Linked DNA regions of Homo sapiens: all the other regions are linked to region 3. A link is a contact called in ENCODE Hi-C or POLR2A ChIA-PET data. All regions are on one chromosome and are shown on one strand. The core of a region is the stretch at or near the end of the contact, and the rest is flanking DNA. Distances in the headings are between cores, read along the strand shown.

Region 1 (2,881 bases), core at 275-2,774, 2.3 Mb before region 3:
CTCCTCCAAGCAAAAGTGAGATGTTTCATTCTTACTTGATGTGATTTCAAACAGCAAAGTTTGTGATCATCTCTGACTTTAGACAACCAAAGTTTCCTACTAAGAAAGCAGTAGACACTCAAAGGATGGGAATTCTGCCACTTTACATCTGCAGTATGTCCAAGAGAAATATTTTTTCCTGGCTGGGTGCAGTGGCTCACGCCTGTAATCCAAGCACTTTGGGAGGCCGAGGCAGGAGGACTGCTTGTGCCCAGGAGTTTGAGACTAGACTGGACAACATAGGGTGATCCCATCTCTCTCTTTAAAAACAAAATTTTTTTTTTTGAGACGGAGTCTCACTCTTGTTGCCCACGCTGGATTGCAGTGGCCTCATCTTGGCTCACTGCAACCTCTGCCTTCTGGATTCATGCGATTCTCCTGCCTCAGCCCACGGAGTAGCTGGAATTACACGCATGAGCCACCACGCCCATCTAATTTTTGTATTTTTAGTAGACACGGGGTTTCACCATGTTGGCCAGGCTGGTCTCGAACTCCTGACCTCAGGTGATCTGCCCGCCTCGGCCTCCCAAAGTGCTGGGATTACAGGCGTGAGCCACCAAGCCTGGCAAAAAAAAAAAAAAAAAAAAAAAAAAAAAAAAATTTAAATTATCCAGGCATGGTGGCGCGTGCCTCTGGTCCCAGCTACTTGGTAGGGTGAGGTGGGAGGATCACTTGAGCCCGGGAGGTCGAGGTTGCAGTGAGCTGTGATCGTTCCACTGCATTCCAGCCTGGGCGACAAAGCGATCTTGTCTCAAAAAAAAAAAAAAAAAAAAGCAAAGAAATGTTTTTTCCTAGTAATTCTTCCACCAACTGGCTTATGTCAGCCAGATAAATAAGGAGACAGATCTTTTACAGTCGAAGCTAATTCTGACTTTCCCAAGTATGACGAAAGAGGTAAGGATGACATTTTTTAAACCTAAGCAACAAGAAGAATGAAGCACGCTACTAAGATAAGACAGACTGGAAGGTTTTGGGGAGACACGATCGCAAGCTCAGTTTCGGATGCTCTGAGTTTCAGATGGCTCAAATGCGTGGGGAGGGCAAGTGGGCATCTGCAGGCTCTCTAACAGCCTGCACCGACTTCACTTCTTACATCCCTTTCACTCTTCGGCTCGCTTCGCTCGCTATCTGTAGTCAATCGTCTACTCCTGTTTCCCACGCCTGCACCTTTGTATGTGCAATGGACACTGCCAGGAAGGCCATCTCCTCATGGTTTAACCCCACTTCCTAACACCCTCAAGCAAGACCAGAAGCCCCGCACAGCAGCACTAATGCTCGGGCCCCACCCCTCTCAGGGTCCCGCCTCCCTCAAGCCCCGCCCCGCGCTGCGCTCACTTGTAGAAGCTCACAGGGCGGTTGTCTGCACCCAGGCGGCCCGCAGTGTTGGAGCAGTTCGGCGCCCTGCAGTACTTGGGCATGGCTATCCAGCCCCCGCTGAGTTTTGCCGGGTCAGCGGCTGCACTTTGGTTCTCGCGGAGCGCCGCCTAACCCCGCCCCACCCGCGCTCGCCGCCTGCCTCACGTGACGTCCGTGGAGTCTCGTCACGTACCGGGGAGAGAGCTGAGAGCGCCTGCCTACTAGGCGCCCCTCCACAGTGCCACAGTCCCGCCCTCGTCACGTGACGAATGGGCCATAGCGAGTACTGTGCACCTGCGCAAAGCCGGCCCTTCGTCACCCCGACTTTCATCACGTGTTGGGGGGAAGGGCGGCGTCACGGCGTTTCTGAGCCTGCGCCAACCAAATCAACTGGCTAGTCAATCTCTTACGGCTCCACCCTACGCCTACATCCGGGCAACCGTTGGGGCGCACATAGTTCCTCTAGGTGGCGGCAAAAACCGAGGTGAGGCGGCCGTGGCCTTAGCCTCGTAAAAATTAAAACCTGTATGTTTCAGCGAATAATGAAAACGCAGTCTGGATGAAAGACCCCATGACGCTTAATCAGGCATCCAGTACACTGGCTGTGGCCCCGCCCCGCCAGGCACTCGCTCCGCCTCTTCGCCCCCATTGGTTCTAAGCGCCGCCCGGCATCCCTGCGATTGGCTAGGCCGGGCCCGTCGCGTCCAATAGGCGGTGGCGCCGGCTTTCCCGCGGCTGTTCGCTGTTCCAGTGGGTCGTGGCGGTGGCGGCAGCGGCGGTTAGGGGATGTAACGGTCGCCCGCCTCCGGCGTGACGATGGCGGCCGTAGGGTCCGGAGGCTATGCGCGGAACGATGCAGGGGAGAAGCTGCCCTCTGTCATGGCGGGAGTTCCGGCGCGGAGGGGCCAGTCCTCCCCGCCCCCCGCCCCACCAATCTGCCTACGGCGGCGGACGCGACTCTCGACGGCCTCCGAGGAGACGGTGCAGAACCGGGTGAGAAGCTGCTCGCCATGTCTACCCCAGTTCCAGGCTTCCTAGGTTTCCCCTAGTCCCGTCCTGAGAACTGTGGCCCCGACATCAGCCCCCGGCCAGTCCCCTCAGGTTGTTCCCTGCCATGCCTCGTCCCCTAACCCCCGCCCCTTTAGCCACGGCCCCTCCCACTTTCTCCTCGCTGCTTTCCCGGCTCCACCCTCAGCGTTGGAGCAATTCGGGGGTTCCTCGCTGGTTCCCACCCGTGGAAATGCATTTTGCTTCTGTAAATCACAGCCTAGTCCTGCTATATTTTAACCCCCGTTCTATCGCCTTTAGACGTCACGATCATAGCTCACTGCAGCCTCACTGCCCTGGCCCCCGCTGAGTCATTAAGGTCCCTTCGAGGGTTCGGTCCAGAGTGTTACCTGCCCCAACTCTTCCTCGCTTCTACCCCGCCTTCTCTCACCTTCTGCGATCTCTATCCTTTTTCCTCACCAAGGTGGGATTCTTAATC
Region 2 (3,157 bases), core at 342-2,841, 2.2 Mb before region 3:
GAACAGGCAAGAGAACTTCACCAATAGGTAAGGGCCCGGCAGAGTTCCAAGAAGCGCAGGGTCACCCACATTGATATCCCCGCCCCCAGAAAGGACCAAACAAGCCCCAGATACTTAGAAAGCCCTCGCGCCACTTACCTCGGCCCGCGCACTGTGTGACTGGAAGAACACAGCCTCCTTGTGGCCGCACCTGAGAGGGTAGGGGCTCGGTCACCGGAGGCTTCACACCCTTCCCTCCTCCCTTCGCCCAGTGAGGAGACGAGCCTCACTTTACCTCCCCAGTACCAGCTGAACGCTCACTTTTGGCACGGGTGGTCCTCGGTCCGCGGCAACGTGGGGTCCTGGGACACGTCGGCGATAATCTGGGTCAGTTCGCTGCAGGGACGCGGGGGTGCAAAATTACGCTCAGACCCAGCCTCCAGAGCCAACACCCCCGCCCCCAGCTCAGGGCCCGCCACTCACTCCACTTCGTGCGTGATCTTGTTGACATAGATGCAGCTGTTGTCGGCCTCCTGCTGGTAATCACAGTTCCGGCACTACGAGAGGGCGAGTGTGGGGGAAAGGGGGTCACGGAAGGATTCCAGACAAGATTGGGAGGAGAGGGCAGGGTGATCCCGGAGGATATGACGACAGGACTCTCTTTGGGGATGGGCAGGACATGAGAGTCAGGATCACTTGAGGTGCAGCGGAGGGCGAACAGGGAGTCCGATCACAGAGGCAGGGGGCAGGGCGGGGCCACGCTGGGAACAGGTGGACCTGCCGGGGAAGACCCCGGCGCTCACCGCGTAGAGCAGAATGCGGTTCTCCTTGTCTTCCTTGGGGTACAGCATGTTGTTACTGTGGGGAGGGGGAGGTGCCAGGGGTTAGTTCTGGAGCCATTCCTCGCCCGCCTTCTAACATCACCCGCTCCCTCCGCCTCACCATTCCTGGCAGAAGCGAATACCCACGAAGCCCGGCTCGTAAGTCCCGTCGGGCTCCATGGCGACGCGCAGCCCGCGCAGCCCTCCCAGCCTTCCGCGCTTGCTCCGCCGCGCTACAGGTCGCGGGAGGGGCCAGGCCTAGGTGCTTCGCCAAAAGAGGGCGGAGCTGCGCACACGTGCTGGCTCCCCGCCGCCTCGGGCTCGGCTCTCTCCGCGCAGAGGTTTCATGGCTTGCTTCAATCTTTTGATATCTTAGAGTAATTGCTTCCAATTTTTGGGCATCGCCGCCTCAGTTTACAGAATAGTATGGATCTGGTGCCAGAGCCGGGAAAACGATGCGCATCGTAAACCGCAAAACACTGAGCATCCAGGACAGAAGCCAAGGCGCTTGGCTTGGTTGAAGGCCAGTGCGCATGCGCGAGTTTACCCTTCGCGGACTGGGCGAGCTCTTGCCACTCCTACCTCCGGGCTTCAGTCTTCGCCGCCTGTTCTGGTCCTTTCCCGGGCCGCTATTGGAAGAACCGTGAACTATGGAAGGCCCCTCTGGATTGGCTGGGCTGGCCCAAGAGTAAGGAGAGCCCTCTTCCTGGCGGTGGGGAAGGGACGGCGGCGATTGGCGGACGCTCCTGGCAGGAGAGCGCGGATTGGTCAGGCACGGAGCAGGAGGCGGGGCTGATAGCCCAGCAGCAGCAGCGGCGGCGGCGGCTGCGGAGCGGGTGTGAGGCGGCTGGACCGCGCTGCAGGCATCCGCAGGGCGCGGCAAGATGGAGGTGACGGGGGTGTCGGCACCCACGGTGACCGTTTTCATCAGCAGCTCCCTCAACACCTTCCGCTCCGAGAAGCGATACAGCCGCAGCCTCACCATCGCTGAGTTCAAGGTGTGGCCATGGGGGCGGGGTCCGGAGGGGCGGGGCGAAGAAATTGGGGGGTTCCCGGAAGGGGGAGGCTGGGAGGGGCCGGGGAGTGACTGGGCGGGCCCGGAGGTGATCCCAGGCTGCGGAGGCTGGGGACCCGGTCGCGGCGGGGCGGGTCCGGAGAGAACTCGAGAGTGCAGAGATGAGGGCCGGGTCCAGCGAAAAATCCGACGGTCCAGAGGGCGGGGGCAAGAGGCGAGGGGCTGGATTGCGGCCCCGTGCGTCCTGACTGGGGGGTCTTTTGGAGGAAAAGGGACGTGGCGATGGTCATTGATGCAAGGGGCGGGGCCTCCGTGGCCTCCTTCTTCTCACCCTGCCTCCTCCTCACAGTGTAAACTGGAGTTGCTGGTGGGCAGCCCTGCTTCCTGCATGGAACTGGAGCTGTATGGAGTTGACGACAAGTTCTACAGCAAGCTGGATCAAGAGGATGCGCTCCTGGGCTCCTACCCTGTAGATGACGGCTGCCGCATCCACGTGAGGACTCTCTATCTGGGACACTCCCCCACCCCACCTTTCATTTGGTTATTCAACAGACACTTGCTGGGCTTTGCCCTCAGTCATACCCGAGATAGGTCCTGCCTTCGTGGAGCCTCCAGTGCAGCCTGACGAGAGACAGACCCATCATTAGACAGGGACAGCCTAGAGTGGTCTGGGCTGGGATCAGGAAATCCCAGGGGACTGGAGCCACCAAGAAGAGGTGCCTGACTCCACCTGGGAGAATCAGAGAGGGCTTCCTGGAGGAAGGGATGTCTGAGCTGAGGGATGAGGAAAGGGTGACTTAAGAGAAAGAGGTGGAAAGGAGGGAGCAGGGTGTACAGAGGCCTAGAATGTGAGGTAGGTCACAGTGAGCGACCAGGCTGGACAGCTTGGGAGAAACCAGAACACAGGATCTCTTTGTGCATCCACTCAGTACATCCTTTCTGTCTTTTTTTGAGACAGAGTCTCACTCTGTCACCCAACCTGGAATGGAGTGCAGTGGCACTATCGGGCTCACTGCAGCCTTCACCTCCTGGGTTCAAGTGATCCTTGTGCCCCAGCCTCCCGAGTAGCTGGGATTACAGGTGCCCACCCAGCTAATTTTTGTATTTTTAGTAGAGATGGGTTTTTGCCATGTTGGCCAGGCTGGTCTGGAACTCCTGACCTCAAGTGATCAGCTCACCTTGGCCTACTAAAGTGCTGGGATTACAGGCGTGAGCCACCAAGCCCAGCCCCTTTCTGTCCTTATTCCCTCCCGACCTCACTCAGTCTGTAGCAGCCACATTGCTCCTTGCACAGTCCAGGTGAGCTCGGCCTCTGGATCCTGGGCCTGAATGGTTCTTTTGT
Region 3 (2,898 bases), core at 318-2,817:
AGATGGGGTCTCACCATGTTGGCCAGGCTGGTCTCGAACTCCTGACCTCGTGATCCTCCCACCTCGGCCTCCCAAAATCCTGGGATTATAGGTGTGAACCACTGCGCCCAACCTAATTTTTTTGCATTTTTAGTAGAGATGGGGTTTCATCATGTTGGCCAGGCTGGTTGGCTGGGCACCGTGACTCATGCCTGTGATCCCAGCACTTTGGGAGGCCAAGGCAGGTGGATCACCCTCTTTTTTTTTTTTTTTTTTTTTTTTTGAGGCGAAGTCTTGCTCTGTCGCCCAGGCTGGTGCAATCTCGCCTCAGTGCAACCTCTGCCTCCTGGGTTCAAGTGATTCTCAAGCCTCAGACTCCCAAGTAGCCGGGATTACAGGTGCTCGCCACCACACCCGGCTAATTTTGTGTACTTTTATTAGAGATAGGATTTTGCTGTTACCCAAGCTGGTCTCCAACTCCTGGCCCCAAGTGATTCGCCCACCTCGACCTCCCAAAGTGCTGAGATTATAGGTGTAGGCCAGCACGCCCAGCCTGCCCTCTCACTACAAATCTCCTTCTCCTGGGTAACTTTTCATGATCAGAATTATCCTCTTCCATGCCGGGTGCGGTGGCTCACGCCTGTAATCCCAGCACTTTGGGAGGCCTAGGCGGGCGGATCACCTGAGGTCGGGAGTTTGAGACCAGCTTGACCAACATGGAGAAACCCCGTCTATACCACCCCGGGCGTGGTGGCCTGCGCCTGTAATCCCAGCTACTTGGGAGGCTGAGGCAGGAGAATCGCTTGAACCCGGGAGGCGGAGGTTGCGGTGACCTGAGATCGCGCCATTGCACTCCAGCCTTGGCAACAAGAACAAAACTAGGTCTCAAAAAAAAAAAAAAAAGAAAAAGAAGTATCCTCTTCCAGGAAGCTTCACTGACACCCCTAGGCTGGGTCATGTGCCTCCTCAGGGCTCCCACAACATCTCCATCCCAACACAGGGCCTGACACATGGGAGTTGAGACAAGTTAGGTTGAATGAATAAATGAAACACACAGCACACTCACGGAGATGAAGAGACAGGAAAAGGGGGCCAACAGCACAATACAGGTTCGCTTCTTAAATGAGCGGTAGGCATGGCCCTCTGCGCTCCCGGGGGGCCACGAAGCTGTCCTAAGGGTGTGGGCGACAGCAGGCGGGTACTGGGGAGCCACGGAAGGGTGGGGAGCAGGGAAGGGCGGATCGCTAACTGCAAATGAATGAAAGTTGCATTTCTCTGCATATCGCACGCTATCCAGTCCCAAGTTGTTTTCTTCTAAAGGAATTTCCTAAAGAATCGCCCCCCAAGGGGCCTCCTACCCGAACCTGGCATCCCAGCGCTGTGCACACCTCAGGGTTCCAGATCCTTGATCTCGTGACCTCTGACCTGCAGTGACCTCGCCAACCGACGCGGCCGCCCCGCCACGCCCCCGCCCGCCCGATCTCCTCCGCCGGCCACGTACGCCACTTACGCAGCCGGGGCGTCCCCGCAGCCGCCGCCGCCAAGCCTGCCGGGTGCATCCTTCGCCGCCGCCACCTAAGCCGCGGTTCGGAGCGTGCCCGCCCGGCTCCCGTACCCACGCCCCGCCGGCGAAGAGACAGCCAATGGACGTCAGGATTGAGGGAAGGCCTCGCCCCCACCCCCCCGACCCCTCCAGCCCCCCCCTTCACGGAGGCCTGGACGACTGGGCGGTGCCTTACGTAAGAGGCGGAGACTGGGCTACTGGGCTCATGCAGTAAAGCGAGTCAAGGCCTGAGTGGCAGGAGGGCGAGGCCGGGACCAATCCCAGGAGGAGGCGGTGTCTGCCACGACAGAAAATGAGTGTCTGCCCCTTGCCGGGGCTCACGCCCCTAACTCCAGCACTTTGGGAGGCCGAGGCGGGAGGATTGCTTCAGCCCAGGGATTCGAGACTAGCCTGAGCAACATAGTGACCCTCGCCCCGCCCCATCCCTACAATTTTTTTTTTTTTTAATTTAGCCAGGCTCAGTGGCTTAACGCCTGTAATCTCAGCACTTTGGAAGGCTGAGGATCGCTTGAGCCCAGGAGTTCGAGACCAGCCTGGGCAACAGCGAGATCTCCATCGCTACAAAACATTTTTTAAAATGTAAATATCGAGCGAAAAGGTCGATGGGAAATGCAGTTCTCTGCAGACAGCCGTTCAGTTTGGGTCATTGAGAGCACTGGAGAGCCAGAAAAGGCTGTGGAGCAAGGAAAAGAGAAACATTTGTGTTCCTGAGGGGCTAATTGGAGTTGTAGGGGCTTATACAATTTTTGACATCCCTTAGGTATTAAAGTAAATATTTATTTATTTTGAGACAGGGTCTTCCTCTGTTTTCCAGGCTGCCTCGGACCCCCTGAGCTCAAGTGATCCTCCTGCCTCAGCCTCCCCAGTAACTGGCACCACAGGCATGCACCACCATGCCCAGCTAATTTTTAAATTTTTTGTCAAAACAGGATCTTGCTATGTTGCCCAGGCTGGTCTCGAATTCCTGGGCTCAAGCCATCCTCCTGCTTCAGCCTCCTAAAGCATTAGGATTACAGACATGAGCCACAGTGCCCGGCCTTAAAGTGAATATTTAGAGTGAGAAAAGGAAACCCAACAAGTTAGGTGAGAAGAACCAGGTGTCTCTCTTGGAATAGATCTTAAGGCAGTTTCCCAGAAATTCATAAAAATGTTCTCACATTGCAACCTGGTTCCCTCTGTCCACCAAAAGCATTCTACAACCCCCAGCAACTCACAGCACACAGGCGCACCTGCAAGTGAAGAGCCCTGCCCACCTAGCGTCCTTAGTCTCTCCTCTCTCTGACTCTCAGTCTCCCCCCTTCTCTCCCTCTCAGACTCCCCGACTTATCTCAGGAAAACATAGTGGTGGAAGTTAC

The links. Hi-C counts contacts between places; a loop is a spot of excess contacts on that map. ChIA-PET counts read pairs that join two places held with the same protein, here RNA polymerase II (POLR2A). Pooled maps may share reads with other maps.
Region 1: a pooled map shows a loop between it and region 3 (12-fold over the local background). The contact joins the promoter of THAP8 here to the promoter of YIF1B in region 3. A Hi-C loop is called at or near these places in 2 of 37 single-sample maps with no recorded cell type and 8 of 50 pooled maps.
Region 2: a loop to region 3 is called in a map of CD8-positive, alpha-beta T cell, with 7 times the contacts of the local background. The contact joins the promoter of TBCB here to the promoter of YIF1B in region 3. A Hi-C loop is called at or near these places in 2 of 168 maps with a recorded cell type or tissue (CD8-positive, alpha-beta T cell and naive thymus-derived CD4-positive, alpha-beta T cell) and 6 of 50 pooled maps. POLR2A ChIA-PET finds 5 or more read pairs at or near these places in 2 of 52 experiments (HEK293 and HepG2).

The regions. Positions count from the first base shown.
Region 1 is chr19:36,052,761-36,055,641 of GRCh38, forward strand. It overlaps THAP8 (THAP domain containing 8), which reads right to left and starts at 1,525. Exons shown (of 4, transcript NM_152658.3): 1 at 1,375-1,525. The coding sequence starts at 1,457. It overlaps WDR62 (WD repeat domain 62), which reads left to right and starts at 2,137. Exons shown (of 32, transcript NM_001083961.2): 1 at 2,137-2,388. The coding sequence starts at 2,212.
Region 2 is chr19:36,113,877-36,117,033 of GRCh38, forward strand. It overlaps TBCB (tubulin folding cofactor B), which reads left to right and starts at 1,592. Exons shown (of 6, transcript NM_001281.3): 1 at 1,592-1,798; 2 at 2,165-2,308. The coding sequence starts at 1,685. It overlaps POLR2I (RNA polymerase II subunit I), which reads right to left and starts at 999. Exons shown (of 6, transcript NM_006233.5): 1 at 922-999; 2 at 783-837; 3 at 463-536; 4 at 301-375; 5 at 139-190. The coding sequence starts at 980. RefSeq lists enhancers at 1-494, 513-642, 2,233-2,322 and a silencer at 1,833-1,922.
Region 3 is chr19:38,314,380-38,317,277 of GRCh38, forward strand. YIF1B (Yip1 interacting factor homolog B, membrane trafficking protein) reads right to left here and starts at 1,568. Exons shown (of 8, transcript NM_001039672.3): 1 at 1,481-1,568. The coding sequence starts at 1,538. RefSeq lists a silencer at 1,403-1,892.